2 separate regions of the Homo sapiens genome follow, and region 1 is linked to region 2. Evidence: chromatin contacts called from ENCODE Hi-C or POLR2A ChIA-PET data. All regions are on one chromosome and are shown on one strand. The core of a region is the stretch at or near the end of the contact, and the rest is flanking DNA. Distances in the headings are between cores, read along the strand shown.

The links. Hi-C counts contacts between places; a loop is a spot of excess contacts on that map. ChIA-PET counts read pairs that join two places held with the same protein, here RNA polymerase II (POLR2A). Pooled maps may share reads with other maps.
Region 1: a pooled map shows a loop between it and region 2 (2.3-fold over the local background). The contact joins two enhancer-like sites. A Hi-C loop is called at or near these places in 2 of 168 maps with a recorded cell type or tissue (Caco-2 and PC-3) and 2 of 50 pooled maps. POLR2A ChIA-PET finds 5 or more read pairs at or near these places in 1 of 52 experiments (WTC11).

The regions. Positions count from the first base shown.
Region 1 is chr9:107,783,244-107,789,632 of GRCh38, forward strand. The region is part of intron 2 of LOC105376208 (a long non-coding RNA gene); the gene reads left to right. The region is part of intron 2 of LOC105376209 (a long non-coding RNA gene); the gene reads right to left. Among named protein-coding and RNA genes, the nearest start is that of KLF4, 300 kb to the left of the region's middle. RefSeq lists enhancers at 1,173-1,672, 1,351-1,495 and a cis regulatory region at 1,414-1,431. Within about 2 kb of position 1,472, at least 8 of the 41 ENCODE cell types and tissues checked have a DNase peak (open chromatin) inside an H3K27ac peak, as active enhancers do.
Region 2 is chr9:108,271,212-108,276,714 of GRCh38, forward strand. All of the region lies in intron 4 of LOC105376214 (a long non-coding RNA gene), which reads right to left. LOC105376212 (a long non-coding RNA gene) reads right to left here. Exons shown (of 3, transcript XR_930235.3): 1 at 153-5,503. Among named protein-coding and RNA genes, the nearest start is that of ACTL7B, 580 kb to the right of the region's middle. Within about 2 kb of position 1,465, at least 17 of the 41 ENCODE cell types and tissues checked have a DNase peak (open chromatin) inside an H3K27ac peak, as active enhancers do.

The sequences.
Region 1 (6,389 bases), core at 222-2,721, 490 kb before region 2:
ACTGAATTAATACCTTGTGAGAAAGGTAGAGGAGTTACTCCAAGGCACACGCCATAGCAAGGTCATGGAGGTTGTGTAGTGCATACGTTTCAAAGTGTGGTCTGGGGACCCCAGGAGTCCCCAACAATCTTTCAGGGGGTCCTTGAGGTCAAAGCTATTTTTGTGACAATACTAAGATGTCATTTGCTTTTTTCACTCCCATTCTCTCATGAGCTTGGAGTGGCATTTTCTGGAGGCTGTTTGATGTGAGATGATGTTGTACTCGGACAACAAATGGAACGTGTGCTTGTGTATTCTTGAGCTTTAAAAATTTCACAGTTTTAATTTCTAATATGGTGATTGATATAACCCACAGAAACAAAAGTTCTTTGGGATCCTCAATACTTTTAAAGACTGTGAAGGGATCCTAAGACCCAAATGTTCAAGGACTGCTGACAGCGCGTGAGCACGCCTAGTGTCCAAAGGCCCGGGTTCAAATCTGGGATGTGTGTGTTCTTAGGTGAACTACATAAGCTCTTTGTGGCTTATGTCCTCATCTGCAAAACAGGGTAACAATAAAACTAATCATGTGGGGGTCTGGGCACGGTGGCTCATGCCTGTAATTTCACCAGCACTTTAGGAAGCCGAAGTGGGCGGATCACCTGAGGTCAGGAGTTCGAGACCAGCCTGGACAACATGGTGAAACCCCATCCCTACTAAAAATATAAAAAAATTAGCCAGGAGTGGTGGCAGGTGCCTGTAATCCCAGGTGCTCGGGTGGTTGAGGTGGGAGAGTCTCTTGAACCTGGGAGGCGGAGGTTGCAGTGAGCCGAGATTGCGCCACTGCACTCCAGCCTGGTGACAGAGTGAGATTCCACAGTCTCAAAAAAACAAAACAAACAAACAAACAAACCCCAAAAACTAATCACATGGGATGTAAGGTTGTTGAGAGGATTAAATAGGAATTGATTCCTATCAAAAGTAACTAGAATACTGCCTGGTAAACAGTGTTCTTTGAAGATTAGCTAGCATGGAGGCCCAGAGACATTGAGACCTGTTCAAGGTCCTACTGGAGTGGGTGGCAAAGCCCTGAGCCGTTGATTGGTAGGACTGAGGGTTTGTTTAGCTCCTCCCATGGCTGAACCAGGCAGTGGGGTGGGGGGCGGGCTTTCTCCCACATCTGAACCAGGAAGTCAGGAAGAAGGAGGTGCGATTGGTGACTGCACAACCAACCAATCCCTGTCTACAGGGCCTGAAAGAGGTGCTGAGCAGGAGGAAGAGAGCCCCAAGGACAGGGTCTTGGCCAGCTCGCCTGGGAAGGGAAGGGCTTTTGGGCACTGGGTGCTCGCACCTGCTTCTGAACACAGCAGGGCTGGCCCTGGTCAGGGAGAAGCTTCGATTCCTGGAAATGCACATCAGCACATTTGTTACTGTCTTATCAGCAGAGTGCAGAGGCAGCCAGAGAGTGAGGGACGAATCCTGTTCCTCGTGACGAAATGCCCTTCTGGTCAAGTATGAGAAATGTTTTAGGAATGAGTTCCTAGCCCTGGTGTGAAAACAGATGTTCGATTCTCTCTGTCTTTTTTTCCTTTCCCCTCTGACATAGTTCAGGAAGCCAGGGCAGGAGTCAAACGTTTGAGCTGCTCACAAGGGTAAAGGCCCTGGAGTGATGTCAGGAGAAAAGCTTCCAGGTCAGGCTGCAGGAGCTGGGAGAGCCTCCATCCATTCCCCCGTTCTGCAGAAGAAGAAACTGAGGTCTCTTTGAGAGGGAAGGAGGTGCCCACAGTCACACAGCTTGGCCAGGGCTCTCTTTGGCTAATGAAAGCCCGATATAAGATTGGCAACAGTCACAAAATTAGGACTGACAACGTTGAATGGGTCCATAAAAAAATGAGCTTGGAAAAAAATGATGACAAGGGCAAAAGGCCTATCTAAGAATTTATTTTTTATTCTTTAAAATAATTAAAATGTTATTTTTTCTCAAAAATAATATTTATAAGAGAATTGAAGCACTTATTGAGGGTATTCAGCCCCCACATCTGCCAGGTTGAAGGACTGACTCATGGAAATAGGTCAGGCTTTGGCATCAACAAGAACTAGGGTTAAAAGTTCTGGATCTGCCATTCAATTGTTGTGTGATCTTGGGCAAGTCTCTGAGCCTCAGTTTCTCCTTTATAAAATGGGGATCATGATACTTTCTTAAAAGGAATGTTGTGAAGAAAGTGGAATTATGGCTGGCCACAGTGGTTCACTCCTGTAATCCCAGCACTTTGGGAGGCTGAGTGGGTGGATCACTTGAGGTCAGGAGTTTGAGACCAGCCAGCCTGGCCAACATGGTGAAACCCTGTCTCTACCAAAAATATAAAAAATTAGCCAGGCATGGTGGTGCACACATGTAGTCTCAGCCCCTGGGGAGGCAGAGGGAGAAGAATCTGTTGAACCTGGGAGGTGGAGGTTGCAGTAAGCCAAGATTGCAACACTGCAATTCAGCCTGGGCGACAGAATGAGACCCTGCCACAAAAAAAAAAAAAAAAAAAAGAAAAGAAAAGAAAAGAAAAGAAAAAGAAAGTAGAATTACTATTAGAAGCTGACTATTTTAAATATATCTATGTGCCAAACCATATGTCATATTCTTTCATGGATTATATACATTGGATCATCCAAAGAACTCAATAACTGTTAAGTCTCATGCTACAGTAAGAATCAGAGGTGGGATTTGAACCCACACCATCTGACTCCACAGCCTGCATTAACCCATGTAAATTGCCTAGGACAACAACAGCACATGCAAGCCAATATTGGTGCTATGATCTGAATGTTTGCGTCCTCCCTTGCCCCCCAAATGTATATGTTAAAATTCTACCCCCAAAGGGATGGCATTAGGAAATAAGACCTTTAGGAAGTGATTAGGTCATAGGACGGAGCCCCCATGAACAGTATTTGTCCCCATAAAAAAGAAGTCGCAGAGAGCTAGGCTCTATCTATGAACCAGGAAGCAGGCCCTCACCAGACACGGATCTTGGACTTCCCATCTTCCAGAACTATGAGAAATAAATTTCTGTTGTTGATAACCCCATCTATGGGATTTTTGTTAGCAGCCCAAACAGAGTAAGACAATTGGTATGATTAAAGTAATCATATTTCATTTCACTTGGCTTACGTAGCATCACAAAGGCCTTATCACTCTGAGATCATCATTGAAAAGAAGTCAGGAAAGTAGTACCATGAAATATCTGAAGACAAAATCCAAAGTCTCTTTGGTATGTGGGATGAGTAGCTGTTACTGTGGTTCTAAGCTAGGAATGCCACCTTGAGGAGTTTGAGAAATATAAATGAGGTCTCCTGAGTCAATTTCTGTATCATAAAATTAAGGATGGCAATCTTACATTGAACCCCTATTATGGATATTCCCAGATGAACTAAACTATCTTATTACTGTGCTTTGAGCAGGAATTACACAACCCAGTGGAGAAACATTGGTTATCTCATGCTGGTCACAAGGTTAGGTTGGCATTAATATAATTGTCTCAATTAAAACAAATGGATCATTACGCAATAAACATCTTTGTTGTTGTTATTGGTTGCATCCTTTTGCAGTGTGTATGGCTCAAAGGAAAGAAGTCACAGCAGGGTCCCTCCACGATGACAAAGTTGGGAGCCACTCAGCTGAGAGTTGCAGCCATTTCAGGTTGTTATTTAAAATATATGTATTTATTCATTTATTTTATAGAGATGTGGTTTTACTATGCTGCCCAGGCTAATCTCAACAAACCTCTGGGCTCAAGCAATCCTCCGACCTTAGCCTCCTGAGCAGCTGGGAATACAGGCACAAGCCCCTGGGTCCAGCTTATTTCAAGGTTGTTTTCTTTCTTTTCCTTTTCTTTTTTTTTTTTTTTTTTTTTTTTGGTAAGATGGAGTCTCGCTCTGTTGCCCAGGCTGGAGTACAGTGGTGCGACCTTGGCTCACTGCAGCCTCCACCTCCCAGGTTCAAGCAATCCTCCTGCCTCAGCCTCCTGAGTAGCTGAGACTATAGGCATGAGCCACCACTCCCGGCTAATTTTTTGTTTTTTCAGTAGAGACAGGGTTTCACCATGTTATCCAGGATGGTCTCAATCTCCTGACCTTGTGATCCACCTGCCTTGGTCTCCTGACCTTGTGAGCCCCTGTGCCCGGCCTTCAAGGTTGTTTTCTGAGCAGAGACTGTCCACGTTGGCAAGGAAATTCAGAAAATGATGAATGATCCATTGATCTCTGATGTCTACAAAACTCCTGATTACTGAAAAGAAATGGAAGTACATCTGCTCCACTGCATCATTAAAGGAACAGGTGGAGAGTAGACAGGACTTGTTCAGGATTGCCAGGGAAATCCAGGCAGGTGTGGGGCTCCTGAGACCTTGCTCTTTTCTCAGTGGTTTTCAAATGTCTTGATGAGTTCTACAGAAGAGTTTTCTGAGCTCTTTGGACAGGAAGCCCTTGTTATTCAACAACCTGTGAAATCTTCCCTGAGAAGGTGACTTAAACTAATAAATAAATAAATATAACAAACAGAAAATTATATCATAGGTGCACAGCTTGATGAATTTTTATGAACTCATTCAACCAGCCCCCAGATACTAAAATAGGACATTACTAGCAACACAGAACCCCCCATATCGCGCTACCTTCCAGTACCTACCACTCCTCTAAGGGATTACTACCATCCTGACTTCTAACACCAAGATGGTTTGGATGTTTGTCCCCTCCAAATCTTATGTCGAAATGTGATCCCCGATGTTGGAGGCGGGGCCGGGTGGCAGGTGTTCAGATCATGGGAGCAGATCCCTCATAAGTGGTTTAGCACCATCTCCTTGGTGATAAGGGAGTTCTTACTCTGAGTTCATATGAGATCTGGTAGTTTAAAAGAGAGTGGCACCTTCCCCCTGACCTGTTGCTCCCACTTGCACCATTTGACACCGACTGCTCCCACTTCTGCCATGATTGTAAGCTCCCTGAGACTCTCACCAGAAGCCAAGCAGATGGTGGTGCCATGCTTGTACAGCTTGCAGAACCATGAGCTGCTTAAAAACTCTTTTCTCTATAAAGTATCCAGCCTCAGGTATTTCTTTATAGCAATGTAAGAACAGCCTAATACAAACACTATAGATTGATGTTGCCTGATTTTGACCTTTTTATAAATGAAACCTTATGAAGTGTACATCAGTTAAAGCTGTCTGACTTCTTTCACTCATGATATGGTTTGGCTGTGTTGTCACCCAAATCTCATCTTGAATTGTACTCCCATAATTCCCACGTGTTGTGGGAGGGGTCCAGTGGGAGATCATTTGAATCATGGGGATGGTTCCCCCATACTGTTCGCATGGTAGTGAATAAGTTTCATGAGATCTGATGGATTTATCAGGGGTTTCCAATTTTGTATCTTCCTCATTTTCTCTTGCTGCTGCCATGTAAGAAGTGTCTTTCACCTCCCACCATGATTCTGAGGCCTTCCCAGCCATGTGGAACTGTAAGTCCAATTAAACTTCTTTTTCTTCCCCGTCTTGGGTATGTCTTTATCAGCAGTGTGAAAATGGACTAATGAATTCAACATTATGTTTGTGGTATTTATTCATATTTTTACATGGAATTTTAGATTGTACATTCTCACCGCTGGGTAGTATTCTATCCTAAGAATTCATTGATCTATTCTACTGTTGATAGGCATTTGGTTACCATGCATAATGCTGTTGTGAACATTCTAATGTGTGTCTTTTTGTGCATGTGTGACCACATTTCTATTGGGTAGATACAGGAGTGAAATTGCTTGGAGAGGTGAATTTGAACTGAATTTAACTTTCCAAAAAGGGTAGGGGGAAGCTATTGCAGCAGAGGGCAGTGTCTGTGCACAGGCATATAGTTCAAAAGGGCGAGAAACATCTGGGGAACAGAATGACTCAGTGGGTTGGGCATATGGTGCCCATGAAGCCTGAGCAATGGGATGCTCTCTCTTCTGGGATGACCCGCCTTTCCCTCCTCACCTCTAACTCCTTGTTCTTCAGTCATTTCTAGAGCAGCTTTGAGTTCACCATTTCCTGGAGCTTTCAGCTGTCTTGAGTTAGTTGCCTCTGTCTGGGTAGTTACCAGAGTTTCTATAGCCTGCTATGATTCTAGTTAACACAGCACTGCCCCCACCATGCTGGCCTTGTCTGATGACCCACCTGTCTCCTCATTAGGCTGTGAGTTCCTTGAAAGGCAGAGCAGGGTTGGCTCAGTGTCATCGCTTTGTACCTTGGACCCACTCTGTCCTATCTCTGTCCTGCTCTCTGTCTATGAAGCTGACCTCTCTGGACTGCATCAAGAGGCACGCCCTTCCTTTGCTTCTGACTTTGGCCAAAGAAGAAGCCTTCTCAGAAAACCAGAGGTAGAGATGAGAG
Region 2 (5,503 bases), core at 215-2,714:
TTAGTCTTCACAGTGATTCATTAATTCTCCCGTTTTTTACAGCGAAGCAAGTGCAACTCTTAAGAGTTGCCTGTGATTTGAAGACTTTGCTGTTAACTAGTGTCAGGACAAACTTTTGAGCCCAGCTTAGTCTGACACTCCACTTTGCCTACCTGGGAGAAGCCTCAGAGATCCCTGTAGCCCGCATATCCTGTCGTATCCACAAGGGACTTGTCCCAGGTCACAGAGAAAATCACAGGCAGCACTGGGGCTAGAACTCACATCTCCTGAAGCTCAAACCAGCACTTCAAGTTCTCTGCTGTTATGTGTTTCAGTCACTTTCCCGACCCAGGAGAGGCACGATCTAAATCATCCTTTCCCAAACCATCACCCAGAAATCTCTATTTGACAAACTTCCGAGACTGCTTTCTTTGTGATGCTTCTAATCCTCATGCGTGGTGAGGAAGATGGCAGGTAGGGGAAAAGCTTAGGAGCTTAGTTCCTGTTTATCCATGTGTCATTCTTTTAGTCCCTGAGGCTACAATATCCATTTAGAAAGATTAAATAAAATGGAGTTGGGGACAGAGAAAGGGGAGCTCAGGGGGAGGCCGAGCGAAAGAAGAAAGTGGAATTCTCTAAGCATTAGACTAAAGAGCCTAAGACATTACTCATTCTCAAATGGGTCTCACTTCTTAAAGACAAACTGGCTTCCTGGGAAATCGCAGGCAGGTGAAAGCAGCTTGGGTGATTCTTTTTTTGTCCGTGAACTTGGCTTTTCTTTTCAGCATTCTCAGGTGCACTCAGGGCCCTGGGAAGAGATTGGGCTTTTTCAAAAGACATTTCCACCTCCTAATCTCTGTGCCTACAAACCAAATATTGATCTATTTAGTAAACCAGCCCATGGGAGGAGAGATTATAAAGCCCTGTTTACTCAGCAGTTGGGCCCCCCTGACAGCTGTTCAATGAGGGATTATGATGTCACAGTGGTAATTACACTATAAACAGGGGATAGGAGGAGAATAAAGCATGAAAGGGAACGCTGGGCTTGTTACCAGGCAACACAAAATATGCAACCTGAAACCAGGCAAGCATGTAAATTTCCTTACAAGCCTCCCAGATGTCCTCACTTTATGGCCAATGCTCAGTTTCAGTTTCAATTTGTTTATTTGCCCTTCTTCAATCACAAATGTGGAGCTGAGAATGTTGGAAGAGAGAAGAGAAAGCAAGGAAAAATAAGACAAGGAGGGCCCCTGCTCTCTCCCCCGGGGGTGTAAGTGGGTCCTGAGAAAGAGAAGGGGCTGAGTCCGCTCTGTGCAGGAAGCTCTAGAGGTCAATGTCCCAGAAGGAAGATCAACCCAGTAAAGAGGCTAAAGGCAGCTAAGAAAAAGAGCCCAGGAAAGAGGAGAAAGAGAAAAGGGGAGTGGAAAGTGAGAAGATAAAACTGGCTACCTAGGAAAAGGAAGAAGAGTCCATTGCAGGATCAGACCCCAGGAACTAGAAGGGGCCCCTGGAGTCCCCACGGTCACAGCCCCACCTAGTGGGTGCCCTATGTTCTTTATGCTATTCTTTTAGTGATGGCATTCCTCATGGTGCCAGGCAGCTCTGCCTTTCTCTGGGTGGCTTTATCGGAAAAGTCCTAGGTTGAGCTGAAATCAGCATCCCGGTTCTAGACGCCTCCCCAACCCATTTGTTCAGATTCCACGCCTCAGGAAAAGTACCTTACAGCCCCACAGAGATTTGGAAACAATGGCCAGGATACCCTGTGTTTTTCTTCCCCTGGATTCTCATTCCAGCAATAGGTCTCCCGGTGGGCTTTTCAGACGAAATTGCTTCTTGCCCAAATCAAACAATTTTCAGTGTGCCTATGTTCCTCTTACAATGTAGGCTTTGAAACCAGACACACCCTCCCAGGTGTGGTTTGACCTCACAGAATTAAACAGAGCCAGCTACATCTCCCCTCTCTAGTCTCATCCATGAGGCCCTGCTGTTTAGAGAGCTACAGAGGTGGGCTGGAAATGGCTGCAGCAGGCGCATGAGAGTGGATTGTTAAATTTTCAGGAATTCTGTGAGCCGGTTGTGAATCCTTGGTAGCTTGAAAGCCACCATGGGGAAAGTATTTGCACCACAGATATCGGGCAAATGCAGGAAACCAAGGCTTTCCTTTACCATCCCCCAGAGAGCGGGTCTACCAGCACACCACTGTCCCCGACCAACCACTTTCCACTTCTTTTGGGATTCAGTGCCTCGCAGAAGATAGGCAGAAGCCTGAAGCCAGAGAGCCTCACAAATGACAGGCCTTCCTACAAAAAGCTTTGAAAGAGGGAACCAGTGCCTCTGTTAGATCTAAAGATCATGGGACAGGAGTTTAATTCCTTTTGACTCTTCCAACTAGCGTGACCACCTTTGCTGACTAAGAACCTTTCTCTTGGGAGTGGCTCACATTATGGCCACACAGTTTTCCACAGGGCCCTCCAAGAGGCAGATGTTGAATGGCCAGGTTGCCTAAATAAATAAATAAATAAAGTCACTAAACTGAATTGTAGAGGTGGCTGCAGTTGCTTGCATGGACACAAACACAGCAGCTCAATCAGTGGCTTTTCTGCAAACCTGGGAATTCTGTGAAATTTCTTCTTTTTTTTAACTCTAGGAATAACTGTCTAGAATGATGGTTTGGCCAGAGCTAAGTTTCCATCCTGGTTCAGCCCCTCCCTTGGTGTTTGATGGGATGTTCATTAGTTTCCCTTGCTGGGCCTCAGTTTCCATATCAGTCAGTGGTATGGGTTGAGTCTTAGGATGTCTAACTGCAGATGAGTTTTGCAACTGACTCCAACATGGGCTGTGGCATTCATATTCTGATGAGTGCAGTGAGCAGAGCTGAGTTGGTTGAGCAGTGTTTTTGTACAAGCTAATCTTACTGTGCAGACTTGCTCTCTGCCTTCACTCCTGTTGTCCTGGGTGATGGTTTGTTTGCTGTGACCAGCCTCTCCTCAGATGCACTGTCAATGCTGATGAAATTGTCCTCAGTATTGCAGCTCTGGGCCAGATTATCTCCCAGAGAGTCTCCTCCAATCCCAAGCTGATTTGAAGTCACTTCCCTAAAAGAGGCATCCTCAGGTGACCCACCCTGAAGCTTCAGATGAAGTAGAGGTCTGGGGGCCTTGGCGAAGCCTCCACCCCTTTGCGAAGATTCTTTCTTTGGATCTTACTGGAACCTTTCTCAAGAGCAAAAGCTCACAGTCTTTTTCGTTTGCCAACCTTATGACAACTTAGAATGCACCCCAGTGCTCATACTGCATCTTCATCCCATGTTCCTTTCAAGAGCCCAGGTTCTGAAGTCAGAGAATCCTACATCATTTGCCAACCCAGTCTTTATCTCATCTCCTCTCTGCCACCCCCAACTGCAGCCATCCTGGCTTCTTGCTCAGCATCTACACTGCGTGTCCCTACTTCCCAAATTGCTCCTTCCACACATGTCCATATGAACTGATTTCCTTGAGTGTTCACAGAACACTCCACTAATCCCTCCCTACTCCACTCCCAGTGTGATCTGTCTCCATAGATTATCACCATCTTGACCATGATGTACTTTACTACCTGCATTTACCCTTTCCCCAGAATGTTAGGTCCAGGAGCACAGAGGCTTTGTTTTGTTCACTGCTGAATCCCCAGTGACTAGAACAGTGTCCGGCACATAGTAGGCACACAATTAATATTTGCCCAATGATTGAATATACAGTCGGTTCTCATTATTCTTGGATTCTGCGTCTGTGAATTTGTTTACTTGCTAAATTTATTTGTAACCCTAAAATCAATATGGCAATTTCAAAGTTATTCATAAACATGTGCAGAGCAGTGAAAAATTTGAGTTGCCCAAAACACCTGTTCTCAGCTGAGGTTGAATAAGACACTGTCTTCTGGTTTCAGCTTTCATGATGTAAACATGTGTCCTCTTCACAGTCTGTTTGGTGCCATGCTTTTCCCATTTTTTGTTGGTGATGTCACTGTTTAAAATGACCGCCAAGCATAGTACTGAAGTGCTATCTAGCGTTCCTAAGTGCAAGAAGGTTGTGATGTGCCTTACGGAGAAAATACTTGTGTTAGATAAATTTCATTCAGGCTTGAGCTTATAGTGCTATTGGCCATGAGTTCAACGTTAATGAATCGACAATATACACTAAAACACGGTGTCCTTAAACAGAAGCACACAGAAAACAAGGTTATATTAATATATTGACTGGTTGATGAAAATGTTGTGAACAGAGACTTTCAGGAACACAAACCTGTATTTTCCCTAAGGGCAATTGTTCAGTATTTACTAATTCAGTGTTCAAAGAGACTGAGACTTTATAGATCATAACAACTATAACAACAAAGAACTACTAGAACAACAAAGATCAACTGTACATGCATGTGAATGTTGAGCACTAGCCCATTAACAGTGGTAGTGATCTGGCAAGTGACTTTAACTCAGCCATGGGTTCCTAAGCTGTAAATTGGTAATGATAGCGCCTATCTGCATGGCTGTTCTGAAAAGTAAGTGAGATTATTAATGTCATCAAATGCCTACCACAGTGCCCAACCCATAGAAGGTATACCAAAGATGTCTGCTCCTCTTACATTTATCTTGTTCATACATATTTGCAATCCACAGACCAAATGCTTTTTGCTTTCTTGTATTATCAGAAACATTTCTCCTTGTAGTTCCCATGACTGAAACAGCCCATCAACTGTTCTGGTCCATTCTCCAACTGTTGGCCATTGAGCTTACATCAAATTTTGAATTACACAATGAGCAACTTTTTAAAAATGTAGTTCTTTCCTCCTTCCCAAGGAGTATATTTCTTTACAGTAAACTCCCAGGAATGAAATTACTAATTTGATGGGTGCCAACAATTGTATGGCCCTAAGAGTAAGTTTTGATAGTGGTGATAAGAGGAAGCTTCTTGACAGACATTCAGTCGGGAGTTAGAGGTTTGCCAAGTGATTCACCCATTCTCCAGCAGCATTCAACTTCCAGGAGAATTCAGATTTGTGAGAAATCCTAACGATAATCTCATCAAATCAAGGAGGGAAATTGAGACTAGAGAAAAGAATTGAGTTGTCCAAGGTGCTCTGGCCAGTAGTCAATACCAGACAAAGACTGGACCCCAGGTCCGCTGACTCTCAGGTCATCATTCTTCCCAACACCCTTTGGCCAGGATGGTAATTAGGATATTCCTACCGGGCTTAGTAACGCTGCTTCCTCAAGCTTTTAGGACCCATGATTTTAAGGAAAGGAAATGTGATAGATAAACTTTATTTTCTACCGATAAATTTAAATATGCTATTTTGTTCACTCCTTTCCCCTTTGAGTTTCCATGTTGACGTAACAAGAAGCAGGATAAAGAAGAGGATTTGTGCTCGTCTTTAGGATACAGTATCAAAAGACCAAGGGAGAATCTGAATATGACCAGCACAGCATTGTCCCCACACCTGTCATTTAAACTCTTCCAACTGTTTTCTGTAGGAGGTACAAAGACAGCAA